Regions from separate parts of the Homo sapiens genome. Here region 1 is linked to region 2. The links are chromatin loops, found by intact Hi-C in ENCODE. Cell type or tissue: A673. All regions are shown on one strand. Links, peaks and the distances in the headings refer to the core of each region. The heading gives the core; the rest is flanking DNA.

The links. A loop is a pair of places that touch in the nucleus more often than their neighbours do. Peaks named below come from ENCODE experiments on the same cell type or tissue, not always from the same donor. Only the 100,000 strongest peaks of a DNase experiment are listed, where the experiment ranks them.
Region 1: a loop joins it to region 2, with 6 times the contacts of the local background. A loop is called at or near these places in 60 of 110 quality-filtered maps.

What each region holds. Positions count from the first base shown.
Region 1 is chr9:94,009,060-94,018,585 of GRCh38, reverse strand. No RefSeq gene overlaps it. Among named protein-coding and RNA genes, the nearest start is that of BARX1-DT, 58 kb to the right of the region's middle. In A673, for the core only: a CTCF peak has its summit at 4,326 (motif pointing left); DNase peaks (open chromatin) are centred at 3,415 and 4,315.
Region 2 is chr9:94,208,854-94,218,379 of GRCh38, reverse strand. The region is part of intron 1 of LINC02603 (long intergenic non-protein coding RNA 2603); the gene reads left to right. Among named protein-coding and RNA genes, the nearest start is that of MIRLET7D, 35 kb to the right of the region's middle. RefSeq lists an enhancer at 5,419-5,981. In A673, for the core only: a CTCF peak has its summit at 4,687 (motif pointing right); DNase peaks (open chromatin) are centred at 4,699 and 7,569; H3K27me3 peaks cover 417 bases.

The DNA of each region.
Region 1 (9,526 bases), core at 476-8,475, 200 kb after region 2:
GAAGAGAACTGGGTTCCAGCTCACTGGTTGGTTGGTTCGTTTCATTTATTCATTCTGCAGATGCTTTTTGAAATATCTGTTATGTGCCAGGCCGTGTGTATTTAGCAACGAAGCGTTGAAGGAGACTATCACATAGTGATTTCTTCTGCTTAAGAAGGAAACAGTTCATGTACTATAATCATCATTCTTAAGCAAGTTGCACAAGGTCTGTGTGCTCCTTTCTCAGAAACTAAGCCACACTGAAGGAAGAGAAAAATGGAGCTCCTACAGATGCTTATGTTGGCTTGCTTTCAGTGGTTTTTTTCAGACAATAGAGAATCTTGCCCTTCAGTGTTCTAAATTTAGAGAGTTGTTACCATAACTCACAATTTCTGCCCTAATGTTCAGAAGCAGGGAGGGGTGGACAGGCTGTGCTCCTTGCTGAAACACTTGCCTGGTCACCTCTGTAGTGCCTTGCTTTAATCTGTAGGACAGTCATCTGAGTTAGGTCCCAACTGTACTAGATGAACCATGTCAGCATGGAGATCCAGGACTGTCCCACAGATTGAAGAAGAATCCCACCTTCAGTGGAGGGTCAGAAGCAGTCCAGATATATCTGAATGTGGCTTTGCATTGCCTTAGATAGGAAATAAATGGCCATTTGAAATACTTTATCTACCATCTGTTTCTTGGTGCTCTAAACTTCCATCTTATTGTCACTAAAAGATAGTAAGGCTCACTCAGACCCTGATTTTGTCACGTCCTTAAGCCTCTAACCTTAAGGATCTTTTTTTCTAGGGGATGCCGTATACTTGTGCACAATACTTCAATTAGACCCTGCCAGGTAGTGCCTTATACCTTAAAAACACTTTCAGACTGGGCGCGGTGGCTCATGCCTGTAATCCCAGCACTTTGGGAGGCCGAGGCGGGCGGATCACCTGAGGTCAGGAGTTCAAGACTAGCCTGGCCAACATGGTAAAACCCCGTCTCTACTAAAAATACAAAAATTAGCTGGGCATGGTGGTGCGCGCCTGTAATCCTAGCTACTCAGGAGGCTGAGGCAGGAGAATCACTCGAACCCAGGAGGCAGAGGTTGCAGTGAGCCAAGATCGTGCCACTGCACTCCAGCCTGGGTGATGGAGAGAGGCTCCATCTCAAAAAAACAAAAAACAAAAAACAGAAAGTCACTTTTGTATCCATTTTCTCTTTAACCCTTACAAAAGGCATGTATAGGCATGTGGGGTATTCTCGTTCTGCAGAGGAAGAAACATAGGCTCAGTGAAATCAGAGATGTTAAGTGGTAACGTTGCTATCAAATCCATGTCTGTATGATTCCCAAATCCTTGCATGGTAGGCAGGAGTCTGTGTCTTCTAAGATTTCCCTCCTTGCCATCCCCATGTACACATTCTATATAATCCTTAGGAGTGTGAATTTGATTGCTTTTACTGCAATGATTACATGGCAGTAAATATTATATGGCACAGCCGATGTTAAGAGAGTATACAGGTGGGCCTGGTCTAATCACATGAGACTTTTAAAACCAGAGAGTTCATTATGGCCAGTAGCAGTGGCAGAAGTCAGAGAGATTAAAAGAATGGGCAGGGCTTGCTGCAATGTTTTTACTTTGATGGAGGAGACGTGAGGAGCTGAGAGCAGTTCACAGCCAATGGCCAGGAACGAAATGGGACCTTTGTCCTGCAACTGGAAGGAACTGAACCTGCCCACAAGAAAGGGCTTAGGCAGGTCTTTCCCAGAGCCTCCAGACTAGAACTCAGCCTGGCTGACACCTTGCTTCACCTTTGTGAGAGCCTGAACAGAGAACCCAGCCAGGCCATGCTGGACTCAGAAGCTACAGAACTGTGAGCTAATGAATGAATATAGTTGTTCACCTCTAAGTTTGTGGTGATGTGTTATGAAGCAATAGAAAACTAACACACCCTGCTTTTTTGGTGAGATCTTGGGACTTGAGACAAGTCTTTGAACTTTTCTGGTCTTAATTTTCACTTGAAAGAGGATTAGATGTGATCTTTAAGGTTCTTTCCAGCTCAGATGACTCTTAAGATTCTTAAAACAGTTTCTCATGAAAAGTAATCTGTATTTTAGGGCCATACTATGGATATGTTGGGAAGATAGAGTTTGTGACTCCTGATTCGAAGGCCATCAGCTCATCTGTGGAAAACTCAGGGAGCACATGGAGGGAATGAGGCTCTTCAACGTCCTGAGGCCCTGTGCTAGAGCTCGGAGGTACCACAGGAATAATGCAAGGTGCCTGCCCTTACACTCTGGGTAGGGAGGCTGAGCATTGGTGTCCATATGAATAAGCAGTGACTACAAAGTAAAGTCCCAGAGGAGGGAGGGAGTCTTGGTTGAAGGATGTAAAGCTTGGGCTGGATTTTAAAGCTAAGTGGTTTGCCAGGCTATTGGTGCTGGAACAGCCCAAATAGAGGTAGCAGCATAAAGGAAGGCATGGGACATGAGTGAGACTGACCGTGTCGGTTATACCTGCTGATTCTAAAGCCCAGGGCAGGCATTGAGTAAATGGGAACTGTTAGCAAATAGATTATTGCTGGAGTATTTGGAGTGGTGAAGCTGGAGAGAGGATTTTGTAAACAGGATACCTCTATGCTGAACACGTTGAGCATCACTCTGATATAACCTCGCTTACTTTATTTTATTTTATTTTATTTTATTTTATTTTATATATTTATGTATTTATTTTTTTGAGACTGAGTCTCACTGTGTCACCCAGGCTGGAGTACAGTGGCGCCCTCTCAGCTGACTGCAACTTCCGCCTCCTGGGTTCAAGCAATTCTCCTGCCTTAGCCTCCCAAGTAGCTGGGACTACAGGCGCCTGCCACCAAGCCCAGCTAATTTTTGTATTTTTAGTAGAGACGGGATTTTACCACGTTGGCCAGGCTGGTCTCTAACTCCTGACCTCAAGTGATCTGCCCGCCTTTGCCTCCCAAAGTGCTGGGATTACAGGCGTGACCCACTGCGCCTGGCTCCTGCTAATTTTAAATCCATGTAATCAATATTTACTAATCCTTTAATCTAGTGCTTATCCCCCCGAAGGATAGTTTTGTTGAGCTTTACTTTCTGTAGTTAAAATGATAAAAATCAATAAGAATATACTGAATATATTCTTCCCAATGACTTCAGAACTTAACCCTGCTCCCACCTGCCACCTAACACAGGATCCTATTAGGCTCTCCTGAAGACTCACTTGTCCAAAATATAACCTTAATGTGAATTACAGAATCACAAGGCTGAAATAACAATTACTGGATTGCAAACTTCCTTTCACTTCTCAATATCACCTAAAACACTCAGCACGGTTTCCTGCACACAGCAGGTGCTCAATGTCTAATTAAATTTAATTGGAGATAAATTGAAATGAGCACACAAAAAAGGAGCAGGGATCCTATTCAGAGCTTCCTGATGGATTGTGTTCAGGCTTTTTGCACACACCAAACCCGAATGGCTGGAAAGCATGGAGCAGCTACAGCACACTTCAGGAGAATGCCACAGTTGACACCCCTGATACTGGAGAGAAGTCATTCAGCTGCCAGAGGGCAGCTGCCGGGAGGAAATCCCCTCTTCACACAAGGACCGAGCTGTTCTATGAGCCACCAGAGATTATTACCACTCAGTTATTATTACTGTAGTTGACTGCTCCATGAGCTGATGGTTAAATTACATTAACAATTATGGAAAATAGTGTGACACTAAAGAATTATTAAGTAGTTCATATGCATTGCTAATCTCCCACCGTTATACAGAATAAAAGACCAGATAAGATAGACAGTTGGTAGCTGCAGGTTTATCTGCTTATTTTTGGTGGGAAGATGTTTTCCCCCTAAAATCTACCATTAATTTATTCATTGACCAAAGGTTTATTGAATACCCACTGTGACTCAAACACTGGGCTGGCCTCTAGGTTTGAACTGCAAAAAAGATCAACATGGTCCCTTGCCCTTATATGAAGCTTAAAATCTAGAAGTTAGAAACTTCAAGAGTGTAAAGTATTTTGATGGCTAAGGGCAAGATGCTCTGGGAGTGAGTGCACAGGGAACAAACCTAGTCCAGGGAGGTGAGGTTCTCTAAGGAAATAATATCTTAGGTGACAACTGAATATGAATGTGAGTTAACAGGGGGAGGGAGGGAGGAAAGGGTGGGAGAGATTTCAGGCCAAAGAAATAACCACACTCTTATAAGTTAGCTCTTATTAAATTGAAAAATCAAGACAATATCTAAAAGAAAAAGGATATTCTAAGTGGAAAAGGCAAAAGTGAGATTTCAGACTTGGATCAACATCATTCCTTTTCCTGAGAATTTTGCCCTCTTGTGGCAGTTACCTGTCAATGACCATACTGTGTCAACAGGTTTCCTTAGATTCCTGGTACTTTTTGAGCTGGAGGTCTTTGCTTTAGAAAAGGACTATTCCATTGGTTTCCAAGTTTTGTTCAGAGGGACACCACTGATTATCTGCTTCCCACATGCGCCCATATTTTGAAAGATTTCTGTCAAACAAAGATACACTGGTTTTTGTTTGTTTTTTGAGAGATGGTCTCACTCTGTCACCAGGCTGGAGTGCAGTGGCATGATCATGGCTCACTGCAGCCTCAACTTTCCAGGCTCAGGTGATCTTCTCACTTCAGCCTCCTGAGTAGCTGGGACTGCAGCACACGTCACCACGCCTGGCTAATTTAAAAAAAATCTTTTGTAGAGATGGGGTCTTGCTATATTGCCCAGCTGGTCTTGAAATCCTGAGCTCCAGCAATCCTCCCACCTCTGTCTGCCAAAGTGCTGGGATTACAGGCATGAACCACCAGGCCATGCCCGATACACTTCCTTTTCCTTTTTTTCTTTTTTTTTCTCTAACTTGATTATCTTGGTTACATTATTAAGTTGATATAATTCTATATAAAAGCAAAGAAATTTGTTTTTGTGTTTTATTTGGCCTTGTAAACTCTAACTCTGCCTTAATAAAGCTATCTTGCCTCTCTGTGGGATCATTTCCTCATCTGAAAATGGAAATGATAAAATAAATATAACAACATCTACTTTTAAGTAACTGTGAGGAAAAATGAGCTGTTAAGAGGGTACTTAGTAAATGTTTATTCCTTTTCTAGCCTTCTCATGGGCAAAAGTTTGGTTTTAGTAAGCTTACTAACCCCCATTCATATCGCTGAGCTCCCTACACCCAAAATTCAGGGATCCCAACCTTGGAGTTTAACCCCAATCTAGTTCAACCTTCTTATTTTATAGATGAAGAAACTAACAGCTAAGAGGAAGGAAGTGACCTCATTTCTGCCCTTGATCTTAATTTGTATATCAGCTTATTTACAGTCATTATTAAAAAACCGGTGAAAATAAGGGCTTAATTTGTATATCAGCTTATTTGCAGTCATTATTTAAAAAAAAAACAACAGTGAAAATAAGGGCCAGGGCCTCCCAGAAATAAAAAGAAGCCCACTGTAGCAGAAGAGTGAGCAAGAGGGAGAAGGCCGTGCAATTAGGTTGAACAGGTAGGCCAGGCTCAGACCACACAGGGCCTTCTGGGCAATTTTAACTATTTTTTTAGTCCCTGTTCTAGGGGCATGGGCATAAATAATGTCAATGTTATCAGTTGAAATTTGGAAACATCTGAACAACTGCATTTAAAATTTTTCATCCGTATGTTTGTAATAGTCAAAAATCACAGGTTTAAAGTTGTAAACTATTGTGTAAGCTGACAACAAGAAATTAATCTGTTTCCAATGAAGATCAGAGCCTAAAACAATGGGCTTAAGTAGACAAAAGAAATTTACATTGGATATGGAGGGCAATTCTTGACTAAATGTTATGTGATACTGGCCATGTTACTGAGGCTTCTCTATCCTGGAAAAGTATATCTAGGCAGCAATATTCTCAGATCGTTACGAATCTGAGGGCTTTAAAACCATGGTCCATGCAAGATGAAGATTTAAACCATCTAAAGAACTTTTAAAATATATTTCAGATATTGGAGTTCCAGTTTGACTTCCTTTTAAAAAAGTTCTGTGGAAAATGGATGCAGAGTTTGAAAATAGCTGGATCTAGAGTATCTTTCATACTAGCTATTAGTCAGTAATGTGATTCTAAAACCTAATTTTGTCTTATATTTATCTTATATTTATCCATTTCAGATCTCTCTCCTGTGCTCCAGAACCCTATATTTAACAGTCATTAGACACCTCTACTTCTTATCCCACAGACTTAACCTTCTAAAACTTGATTTAGTCTTTTTCCTCCTAACTGCTCCTAGCCAAGTGAATGTAACCACCACCATTTATCTGTTAGCCCAAACTGGAAACTGGGGAGCCAATTTTGATCTTTTCCTTTGTCTCCATGCTTACCAGCTATCTGTCTTATGGATTCCAACTCCTCAGAACCACTTGGATTAATTAACTAATTAACTCTTCTTCTCCACTTCTGTTACAGTTGCCCTCCCTAGATCCTCAACAGGGTTACTGCACCTGCTCCCTGAGTGATCTCTCTGTCTAGTCTAGACTGCTTCCAATCCATCTTCTATACTGCTCTCCACCAAGTGAGCTTTCTAAATACAAATCTGATCATGGCACTGCCTCTTTAAATGCTTTCATTGTTTCCCACGTCTGTGAAAAGTCCACACTCCTTAGGATGGTGTGCAAAGTGCTTCACCCTCTCTCTCTAGCATCCTTCCTCCCACTCCATTTCCCTTAATTTTTAAACCTAGCTATGCAAACTTCAGGCACTTTGTCAGATGTGCCAGGCCCTCTCTCACTGTTGCCATGCTGCTCTCTTGGCCCAGAATGTCCCTGCTTTCCCTTCCTCATCCTTCATGATTGAACTTAGTTATTAGTTCTTCCATGAAGCCTTCCCTCAACTTCTCTACCCCAGCCTGAGAAAGGTGCTCATACTATGAAAAGGACTGTGTAATTGTATTTTGCAGTTTACAAAGTTCTTTTACATATATAATCATTTAATTCTTGTAAAAGGATAGATTGGGTAGACTTGTATCCATTTTATAGATGACATACAGAATCATTTAATTCTTTTTCAAAGGCTAGATGGGGTAGATTAACATCCACTTTATAGGCAAGGCTGGGGGAATTGACATCCAAGGCCGGGTGACTGATTAGTGACAGAGCTGGGTTATGGTCAGAGACTGTGGCCTCAGTCTTCTGACTTCAAATGCAGTGCCCTTTTTCATCTAGCCTGCTGAAACAGAATCAGAGGAGAAAGCAGAGGGTGTGCCCTCCAGACTGTGGCAGGCTGCCACAGAAACAGAGAAATCATCCTGCCCGCTTCCACCTCCCCCGGTTCACTCTGATCTAGCCTAGCAGGAAATCTTTTCATGTAGCACAGCATTTCAGGCCGAGCAATGCATTTTTAAACTTTGAAAAATGACATTTCCCCTGACATTTCTGGAAGTACTTCCAAAAATGAAAGCCAATTAACCAGCAACTTTGTTGATTAATTCATTACCTAATTAGGGCTGTGAGGACATTTTGAAATAGTCAGATGAAAGAGGTTGGATAAGAGCACTAAGAACAGAAACTTTTCCTGATGTTTCAGGCTCTGTGGCTTGGGGCCTGGGGAAAATTGTATATTCAGGACAGAAAATGAAGGGGAGGACTTTTCTCTGAGAACAGATTTTAGTGGTCTGATTGAGTTGGCAACATGAAAGCCTGTTGGGGCATAAAGACTGAGAAGAACTCACATCTCCCCCCAGATTTGCCCTGTGGGCTAAATTGTGCCCTCTCCCTACCCAATCCATATGGTGAAGACCTAAACCCTTATGGGACTGTATTGGAGTTGGGGCTTTTAGGAGGTAATTAAATGAGGTCATAAGGGTGGAGTCCTAATGTGACAGGATTGATGGCTTTATAAGAAGAGGAAGAGAGAGACTGCTCACTCCCTCTCCTGGCCGGGCCTGGTGGCTCACACCTGTAATCCCAGAACTTTGAGAGGCCAAGGTGGTCGGATCACCTGAGGTCAGGAGTTCGAGACCAGCCTGGCCAAAATGGCAAAATCCCGTCTCTACTAAAAATACAAAAATCAGCTGGGCATGGTGGCGGGCGCCTGTAATCCCAGCTACTCAGGAGGCTGAGGCAGGAGAATCGCTTGAACCCAGGAGGCGGAGGTTGCAGTGAGCCGAGATTGCACCACGGCACTCCAGGCTGGGGTACAGAGTGAGACTCTGTCAAAAAAAAAAAAAAAAAAAAAGAAAAGAAAAGAAGAGGAAGAGAGAGATTGCTCACTCCCTCTCCCATGCACCAAGGAAAGGCCATGTCAGCACATGGTGAGGTGTCCACTGCAAGCCAGGAAGAGAGCCCTTACCAGGAACCCAAGCAGCTGGGCCTTGATCTTCAACTTCCAGACTCCAGAGCTGTGAAAACAATAAATTTCTGTTGTTTAAGCCACCTAGTGCATGGTATTTTGTTACAGTAGTCCAAGCACACTATAATAATTTCTATGACCACCTCAACCCTGGTACACTAAGAACAGATAGCTCAGCATAGGACTCAAATGGAAAAGCTAGACGGATTTCTGCCCACCCTTGCTTTGTGCCCACATTTAGAGGAGAAGACAGAAGGATTTGGTGCCTTCTTTGCTAGTGGGTGTCCTTCTCTTGACTTTTGTTTGTCTTTTTACATTTATTGCATTCAGATAACTAATTATTTATTCCTTAATGTGTCAGGTGCTGTTCTAATTTTTTTTTTTTTTGAGACTGAGTCTTGCTCTGTTGCCCAGGCTAGAGTGCAGTGGTATGATCTCGGCTCACTGCAACCTGGGTCTCCCGCGTTCAAGCGATTCTCCTGCCTCAGCCTTCCGAGTAGCTGGGATTACAGGCACCTGCCATCACGCCCTGATAATTTTTGTATTTTTAGTAGAGACGGGGTTTCACCATGTTGGCCAGGCTGGTCTCAAACTCCTGACCTCAAGTGATCTGCCTGCCTTGGCCTCCCAAAGTGCTGGGATTACAGGTATAAGCCACCGCGCCCGGCCTGTTCTAAACATTTTACACATATAAACTATTCCATTTAGCTTGAAACCTCAATTACAGGGCATGCCTGACACTGATGCTCCTTGTTACATAGTAGACTCGAGGTAACATTGATTTGCTTTGACTGCCAAACATTATTTAGAACACTTATGAGAAGGAGGCCAGGTGCAGTGGCTCACCCCTGTAATAGGAAGCCAAGGCGGGTGTATCACTTGAGGACAGGAGTTTGAGACCAGCCTGGCCAACATGGTGAAACCCTGTCTCTACTAAAAATACAAAAATTAACTGGGCATGGTGGCACACGCCTGTAGTCCCAGCTACTTGGGAGGCTGAGGCAGGAGAATCACTTGAACCCAGGAGGCGGAGGTTGCAGTGAGCTGAGATCGTGCCACTGCACTCCAGCCTGAGCAACAGAGCGAGACTCTGTCAAAAAAAAAAAAAAGGAAAGTCTATTCCATTTACCCGTACTTTTACCCTTTCAATTTTTTACTTTTCCTCCCTGATGTTCCAAAATTATTCTTTTATCGTTTCCTTTC
Region 2 (9,526 bases), core at 1,096-9,095:
CTCTGTATTTCCTGAATTTGAATGTTGGCCTGCCTTGCTAGATTGGGGAAGTTCTCCTGGATAATATCCTGCAGAGCGTTTTCCAACTTTGTTCCATTCTCCCCGTCACTTTCAGGTACACCAATGAGACATAGATTTGGTCTTTTCACATAGTCCCATATTTCTTGGAGGCTTTGTTCATTTCTTTTTACTCTTTTTTCTCTAAACTTCTCTTCTCGCTTCATTTCATTCATCTGATCTTCATTCACTGATACCCTTTCTTCCAGTTGATGGAATTGGCTACTGAAGCTTGTGCATGCATCACATAGTTCTCCTGCCATGGTTCTCAGCTCCATCAGGTCATTTAAGGACTTCTCTACACTGTTTATTCTAGTTAGCCATTCGTCTAATCTTTTTTCAAGGGTTTTAACTTATTTGCGATGGGTTCGAACATCCTCCTTTAGCTCAGAGAAGTTTGTTATTACTGATCATCTGAAGCCTTCTTCTCTCAACTTGTCAAAGTCATTCTCCATCCAGCTTTGCTCCATTGCTGGCAAGGAACTGCGTTCCTTTGGAGGAGAGGAGGTGCTCTAATTTTTTGAATTTTCAGCTTTTCTGCTTTGGTTTCTCCCCATCTTTGTGGTTTTATCTACCTTTGGTCTTTGATGATGGTGACATACAGATGGGGTTTTTGTGTGTATGTCCTTTCTGTTTGTTAGTTTTCCTTCTAACAGTCAGGACCCTCAGCTGCAGGTCTGTTGGAGTTTGCTGGAGGCTCACTCCAGACCCTGTTTGCCTGGGTATCACCAGCAGAGGCTGCAGAACAGCAAATACTGCAGAACAGCAAATGTTGCTGTCTGATCGTTCCTCTAGAAGCTTCATCTCAGAGGGGCACCCGACTGTATGAGGTGTTGGTCAACCCCTACTGGGAGGTTCCTCCCAGTTAGACTACTCGGGGGTCAGGGACCCACTTGAGGAGGCAGTCTGTCCATTCTCAGATCTCAAACTCCATGCTGGGAGAACCACTACTCTCTTCAAAGCTGTCAGACAGGGACTTTTAAGTCTGCAGAAGTTTCTGCTGCTTTTTGTTCAGCTATGCCCTGCCCCCAGAGGTGGAGTCTACAGAGGCAGGCAGGCCTCCTTGAGCTTCAGTGGGCTGCACCCAGTTAGAGCTTCCCGGCCGCTTTGTTTACCTACTCAAGCCTCAGCAATGGCAGGTGCCCCTCCCCAAGCCTCATTGCTGCCTTGCAGTTTGATCTCATACTGTTGTGCTAGCAGTAAGCGAGGCTCTGTGGGCGTGGGACCCTCCAAGCCATGTGCGGGATATAATCTCCTGGTGTGCCATTTTCTAAGACCGTTAGAAAAGCAAAGTATTAGGGTGGGAGTGTCCCAATTTTTCCAGGTGCCGTCTGTCACAGCTTCCCTTGGCTAGGAAAGGGAATTCCCTGACCCCTTGTGCTTCCTTGGTGAGGCAACGCCTCACCCTGCTTCAGCTCACACTCCGTGGGCTGCACTCACTGTCCTGCACCCACTGTCCAAAAAGCCGCAGTGAGATGAACCCAGTACCTCAGTTGGAAATGCAGAAATCACCCATCTTCTGCATCGCTCATACTAGGAGCTGTAGACTGGAGCTGTTCCTATTTGGCCATCTTGGAACCTCTGGCAGTTTCTTACAAAGCTAAACATTCACTTCTCATTTGACCCAGAAATTCCACTTCTAGGTATTTTCTCAGGAGAAAGGAAACTTTAAAGACAAATGTTTGGCTGGGCGCAGTGTCTCACGCCTTTAATCCCAGCAATTTGGGAGGCTGAGGCGGGCAGATCACCTGAGGTCAGGAGTTCCAGACCAGCCTGACCAACATGGTGAAACCCCGTTTCTACTAAAAATGCAAAAATTAGCCAGGCATGGTAGTGCATGCCTGTAATCCCAGCTACCAGGGAGGCTGAGGCAGGAGAATCGCCTGAACCCAGGAGGCAGAGGTTGCAGTAAGCCAAGATTATGCCATTGCACTCCAGGCTGGGTAAAAAGGGCGAAACTCCGTCTCGGGGGGAAAAAAAAATACTTGAATGTTCATAGAAGCTTTATTCATAGAAATCCCAAACTGGAAACAAAATGTCCATCACCTGGTAAACAGATAAACTGATATATCTATAGAATATGATATCACTTAACAATTTAAAAAAGGTATTGCAGAAAGTCCTCACTTAACATCAATAGGTTCTTGGAAATAACAACTTTAAGTGAAATGACATATAATGAAACCAATTTTACCATAGGCTAATTGATGTATATAAGAGTTAAGTTCCTATGGCATATTTCTGTCATTAAAACATCATGAAATATCTAAATAAAGACTTCAAATACTTCTAATATTAAACATTGAAATAGAAGTGAGCTATACATACATTTGAGAAAGATTAATAAAAACAAGTAAGATCATTATTTACACAACTTTTGGTGAATCAGTAAGTGACAGTGTTCATAGTGGTGGTGGATTGAATCAAAGAATAAATGTTTGCAAAGCAAAAATTATCAGGAGCATCTCCTACGACCATGCAGTTCAAAAACAATCACAAATACAGAGGGCTTGCTGAGAGCTTTCAGACTGTTTTCTTTGATGTCATGCATTGTAGGATTATCATATACTTTACAGAAATTCTTTTAACAATAATTTGTATTCACTCATTCATCCACTTTCCAACCTGCTTATTCCAGTTCAGGGTTGCAGGTGGCTGGAACCTATCCCAGCAGCTCAGAGTGCAAGGCGGGAGCCAACTCCAGACAGGATGCCGTCCCATCCTGAGCCACACTCATACACCCAAGCTCACTCACACTGGGACCATGTAGATGTAACAATTAACCTAGCGTGTACATCTTTGGGGATGTGGGAGTAATCTGGAATACTCAGAGAAAATCAATCCAGGCGTGGGGAAAATGTGCAAACATCACACAGACAGTGGCCTCAGCAGGGAATTGATTTTTTTTTTCTCGTCAACATTATAGTAAAACAATGTTCGACAAAATATTATTCAAGGATCTGCTGTACTTTGATACATCATACATGCAACAATATGGATGAACTGCATGATCTATATGCAAAGTGAAAATATCCAGACAGAAAAGATTACATTCTATTGCATTTCTATGATATTCTGGAAAAGGCCACTATAATTATAAGGGCAGAATCCAGATCAGTAGTTGTCAGAGGCTGAGGTGGGAGTGGGGAAATTAACTGCTAAGGACCACTAGGGAACTTCCTGGAGTGATGGCAATGTTCTACATCATGATCGTGGTGGTGGTTACAGAACTATACACATTTGTCAAACTGTACACTTAAAATAGTGAATTTTTATATGTAGATTGTATCTTTAAAAGCTGATTTTTAAAAAAGATATTCTTTATCTATCAAAATTACATAGGCACATATCCTTGGGCCCAACAACTCCATTTCAAGAAACTATTCTTGAATAGTATACCCGTATAGTCTATGGATATACTTGCACATGTAAAAATAATATGTGGGGCTGGGCATGGTGGCTCATGCCTGTAATCCCAACATTTTGGGAGGCCAAGGAGGGGAGATTGCTTGAGCCCAGGAGTTTGAGAGTAGCCTAGGCAACATGGTGAAACTGTCTCTACATAAAATACCAAAAATTAGCCACGTGTGGTGGCTCATGCCTGTATCCCAACTACCCAGGAGGCTGAGGTGGGAGGATCCCTTGAGCTTAGGAGGTCGAGGCTGCAGTGAGCTGTGATCACGCTGTTGTAGGACAAACCAGGTTCTTGTCACACGACCAGGAACGATTAGGCTCACAGACACTTTGAAGGGTGAGGGGGAATGGAATTTATTGGGCAGAAAGGAAAAACAACTCAGTAAAGTGAGATGGAGTCCTGCTAACAGGCTCTCCACCTGACTGATTGAATCCCAGGTTACCACACAGGAACAGCAGAGGCCAGGCCCCTCCTGCTACAAACGGTGTTAACTTCCCGAGGCCCCACCCAGTCCTCCCAGTTCGCAGGTGGGCAGTATTCAGAAAGAGTCAGTAGGGCAAAGGGCGGGCTTCATCTGGACCGGCAGTCTGGTTTTTCAGCCTTAAAGGTGGGTGTCGGGGGTCCGAGGGTGGGGGCGTGCCTTGGCTGCCTCCTGTCTCTATCAACGCCACTGCACTCCAGCCTTAAGACTCTGTCTCAAAATAATAATAATAAAGTGTACAAGCTTATCACAGCATTACCTGTGATGCCTCACTAAAGGGGAACTGGGTAGTTAGGATTCGTGGGGATGGGAAACTCTGCTTTTGCATTTTGAAACGTGAATGGATTCATTACTTTGTAAAAAAACAAACAAACAAAAAACAACGAAAAAATCCCCAATATTTTCTAGGCAATTGCCTCGGTCTAGGTACGATACTCTGGTGGCTGGGCCAAGGCTGTCCTCACCTCAGGGCAGCTACGAATTTATCACATGACCCCAAGCTGGTGATTTCCCCTTCTCATCTCCACATCTGTGAAAGATTTCCTCATGTTACAGCCTTTTCACTTTCAAATCTCAGGGCATGTAGATAGGCTTCTCTTCCGGGACTTTGCATCCTTTGCTCTGAACTCTAGGTTGAGGGCACCGAAGGGCGGGAAGGATGTAACTTCTGTCTTCATTGACCTCGACGGGGCCAGCCCAGGGTGGATGCCTGAGGAGTTATTTGACAAAGTAACCACCAGATGGCAGCATGGCTCTGTTTCCAGGAAGCCGAGTCTAAGCCATAAACTCTCCAATGAGGAAGCTATCAGCCGCCACATAGTAATGGCTATTTGAGTTCTTGAAATGTGACTTGTCCTAATTAAGACTATTTTCCATGATGTGTTTATGACACACATGGTACTTTGAAGACTTCATATAAAAAAACTCATTAATGTTTTAATATTGATTACATATTATAATGATAATATTTTGAATATATGGGTTGAGTATCTCTTTTCTATGCTTGGGACCAGAAATGTTTCAAATTTCTGATTTTTTGCGGGGGGTGGGGAGCGGGGGGCTTGACACATTAACATTATACTTACTGGTTGAGCATCCTAATCCCAATATCCAAAATCTGAAATGCTCCAGTGAGCATATCCTTTGAGCATCATGTCAATGCCCATTTTGGGTTTTGGTGCATTTTGAATTTTAGACTTTCAGATTAGGAATACTCAACCTCTATTGGGTTAAATAAAATAAATATATTACAATTATTTTCACCTGCTTTTTATTCTTTTTAACGTAATTACCAGAAAACTTAAACTTACACATGCAGCTCACACTACATTTCTACTGGACAGTGTGCTCTTATAAAACCTTCCAGCAGAACCAGCACAGAGCCAAGGAGCTGATGTGCCTGCCTCTGCTACCAGGTGGAAAGTGACATGGCACATGGATGTCACAGAACTTCTTTACCCTTACAACAGAGCCAGTCCCAGAGGGATGGGTCACAGCAAGGGCCTAGAAAGCAACAAGGGAGCTTCTGACCATCCTGACTGCTCCTCCCCTTAGTTGAGTCTCACAGGCACCCACGTGGGAGAATCAGCCCCCATCAGGAGCTAATAGTGCTGGCCACCATGCAGCACTTTACCTGCATTATCTCACTGGCCCCTCACATCAACCCTATTTCAACAAAGCAACTGAGGATCAGAGAAAGGGAGGTGCTGCCCAAGTTCACCCCGTGAATGAGGAGAAACATGACTATCTGCATCTCCTTTGTTTCTTTCTCTGCATCATACTGCTCTCCTGGAGAGCTCACTGATGGCTCCCAGGAGGCGAAGGGAAGTACCTTCGCAGGTGCCTTCTAATGTACTGGAAATCTGAATCACCAGTTATCTCTGTTCTGTGACCACGGATTGTTTGTGTTTTCTGAAAGACATAAACTGAGTGGCTACTTCTCAGGTGATGCCCACACACTGGACAAGTCTGTGTATGGAATGTGCTGGAGGGAAGGCCAGGGCAGATTAGTGCCTATGCTATGCACTCTTCTTACATTATCTTACTTAATCCACATAGCACTCCTCTAAAGCAGGTGCTGTTATCTCCATTTTACAGCTATGAGGCATAGAGATTTCCATGTAGACAAGCGGAGAGAATGAGATCTTGTGGTCATGTTGCATTCCAGAAGCTTTCTCTGGTCTTCAGGTTGCAGCATCTCAGTGGTATGAGACTGCTGATAGCACTCTTCTGATAGTGAGTGAGGCTGGGCCTCCCAGAGACCATGAGGGGAAGGACATGGGGTGGGAGTGCTGAGAGTCTACCCCAGACTAACTATGGAAACCCTGAGACAGTCTGAGTGAAAACTGAGCCAAGATGTCCTGCAGGGGCACAGGTGGCCATGTCCTTAGCTCTGACATCATGTCCGAGGATTCCTAATTGCCTATTAAACAGGAAGTAGGCATCTTAGACCCACACTCATGGCCTACACAGTCCAGCTAATGTTCCAGTCTCATCTTCAACTCCCCCTTTTTGTGTACCCAACATGCTGTTAGATGGACTGTTTCCTTTTTCCCATATACACCATCATGCTTACCTGTCCCCTGGTCTTCACCCCCATTATTTTCCCCCTGGGAAATGCCCTCTACCACCCAATCTATCAATAGCCCTCTCCATCTTTGTATGTGCTCAGAATTCCAGGCACAGCCAGGGCACTCGTGGGCTAAACATAGCAGTGAGGCATATTTGACACATAAGTTTTGTCTAGCACTGTTAGGAGGCTTGAATGTTAGCATAATTAATCTGGAGTGGTAGAGAGAGTCCCTGGCATTGATAACCAAACAAAGGTCTTTGGACAAGGGAGAGACCTTAAAAGCATGGTGTTTTGTTTTATTTTGTTTTTAATTATTTAAGTAACTCAGTTCTCTTGGCATCTTGTGGAGTATGTAACCAAGGTGAGGCAGAAAACTCAAGTAAGCTATTGAAAGACCACAGAATTCAGTGATCCTGAATGATATCTTTGGCATCACAGACTTGGACTCTAGCCAAGCTCTGATGTATACTGACCATGTGGCCTTGGGCAAGTAACTTCCGGTGTGCCAGGCACATACCATAAGCATGGCATTTCTCACAACAACCCTTATGGAGTTATATACTATTTTTATCTCCAGTTTACAAATAAAGAAACTGAGATTTAGGGATGTTATATTATTTCTCCAACACTACAAAGCTAGTAAGAGCTGGAGTCAGGAATTCATAGACCATATTTGTGATAGGGATAGCACAGATGCCTAAAGTGCCGAGTCAGGCTATCTAGCACATAGAAAGCCCCAGGTGAGAAAAGATGGGCCCAAACCAGAAAGTTGAAGTACCAAAGGGGAGAAGACCTGGGTTCCATAGACAATGAGGCAGTACAAATAAACAAAACTTTTATCGTTAGTAATAACAGGTACATGCCAATGTACATTTTACAGAGCTCATTCACATTCATTATTCCAGAAGAATCTCCCAAGAGACTTGTGAAGCAGACAGGGCACATAATTTTATCTCCATTTTGCAAGTAAAGAAACTAAGGCATTTCTTGTAGAAGGCAGTGCCATTTCCTGCCTAATGTTTCCCTGAGGCTTTTCCCGTTGCCCTATCAATCAGAACACTTGGGGTTGCAATGAGGTTTACCAGACTCTACCCAGCTTAAACAAAAGGGGAGGCTTAGTGGAAAATGGGGATAATTATGCCAAGAGAAAAAAGCCAACCACAAAATGTTACGTACTACATGATTCCATTTATATAAAACTGTTGAAATACTAAAATCATGGAGATGTATATCAGATTAATTGTAACCAGGGATTAGGGATAGGGAAGGAAGGAAGGTAGTTGTGGCTAGAAAAGGTTAGCATAAATGATCCTTCTGATAAAACTGTTTTATATCTTGACTGTGGTGCTGGTCACATAAATCCACACATATGACAAAATCACACAGAACTACACACACACACAAATGTAAAGCTCTTGAGATCTAAATAATAGTGGAGGATTGTATCAATGTCAATTTCCTAGTTGTGATACTGTTCTTACAGTTATACAAGATGTTACTACTGGAAAAAATGCATAAAGGGTATATGTGATCTATCTGTATTATTTCACAGCTGTATGTTAATCTACAGTTATGTTAAAATAAAAAGTTTAAGAAACAACAATACAAAACGTACAAAACACAGGAGAAAATCTTTGTGACCTTAAGTTAGACAAAGGTTCTTGTTTTTCTTTTTTGTTGTTGTTGTTTTTTTTTGAGACGGAGTCTCGCTCTGTCGCCCAGGCTGGAGTGCCGTGGCGCAATCTTGGCTCACTGCAAGCTCCGCCTCCCCCAGGTTCACGTCATTCTCCTGCCTCAGCCTTCCGAGTAGCTGGGACTACAGGCGCCTGCCACCACGCCCGGCTAATTTTTTGTATTTTTAGTAGAGACATCGTTTCACCATGTTGGCCAGGCTGGTCTGGAACTTCTGACCTAAGGTGATCCATCAGTCTTGGCCTCTCAAAATGCTGGGATTACAGGCGTGAGCTACCACGCCTGGCCAGGCAAAGGTTTCTTAGATAAAACACCAAAAGCATGATCCATAAAAGAACTAATTGATAAATTAGTCTTCATCAAAATTAAAACTTCTGATTTTCAAAAGACACTGTGCAGACAATGAAAAAGGCTAACCATTGGCTGGAAAGAAATATTTGCAAAGCAGATATCTGATAAAGAACTTATATCCCAAATATAGAAAGAACTCTTTATATAGTTTAACAGTAACAAGAATACTAACAACTTATTTTTAAAGTAAACAAAAGATGTAAGCAAAATTTTAACAAATAAGATATTTGGATGGCAAATAAGCACGTGTATAAAAGCTCAATACAATTATTTATTAGGGAAATGCAAATAAAAACCACAATGGGATACCAGTAAACACCTATTGTAATGGTTAAAATTAAAAACTAACCATATTTTTTGTTGTCAAGGACGTAGAGGAACTAGAACTCTGATATACAATTGGTGAGAACTGAAAATGGTACAACCACTTTGGGAAACTGAGGCAGTTTCTTTATAAGTTAAACATATAATTACCATATGATCCAGCCATTCTCCTCTTAGGTATTTACCCAAAATGAAATGTATCTCTATATAATACCTGTACACAAATGTTCCTCATAGCTTTGTTTGTAACAGCAAACTGAAAACAATCCAAATGTCCATGTAATGGTGAATGGATAGACTGTGCTCTACCCATATAATGGAATACTACTAAGTAAAAACAATAACAGACTGTTGATACATGCAGTAACATAGAAACATCTCAGTACAGGCTGGGAAACATCTTCTACATCCTTGACATACAAAATATGGTTAGTCTTTAATTTGAGCCACTCCAATAGGTAAAAGAAGCCCGACTTCCCAGTGTATATTATTCCATTCATACAAAACACTAGAAAATGTCAACTAATCAACAGTTATATAAAACAGAGAAGGGGGCCAGGCGTGGTGACTTACACCTGTCATCTCAACACTTTGGGAGGCCGAGGTGGGTGGATCATCTGAGATCAGGAGTTCG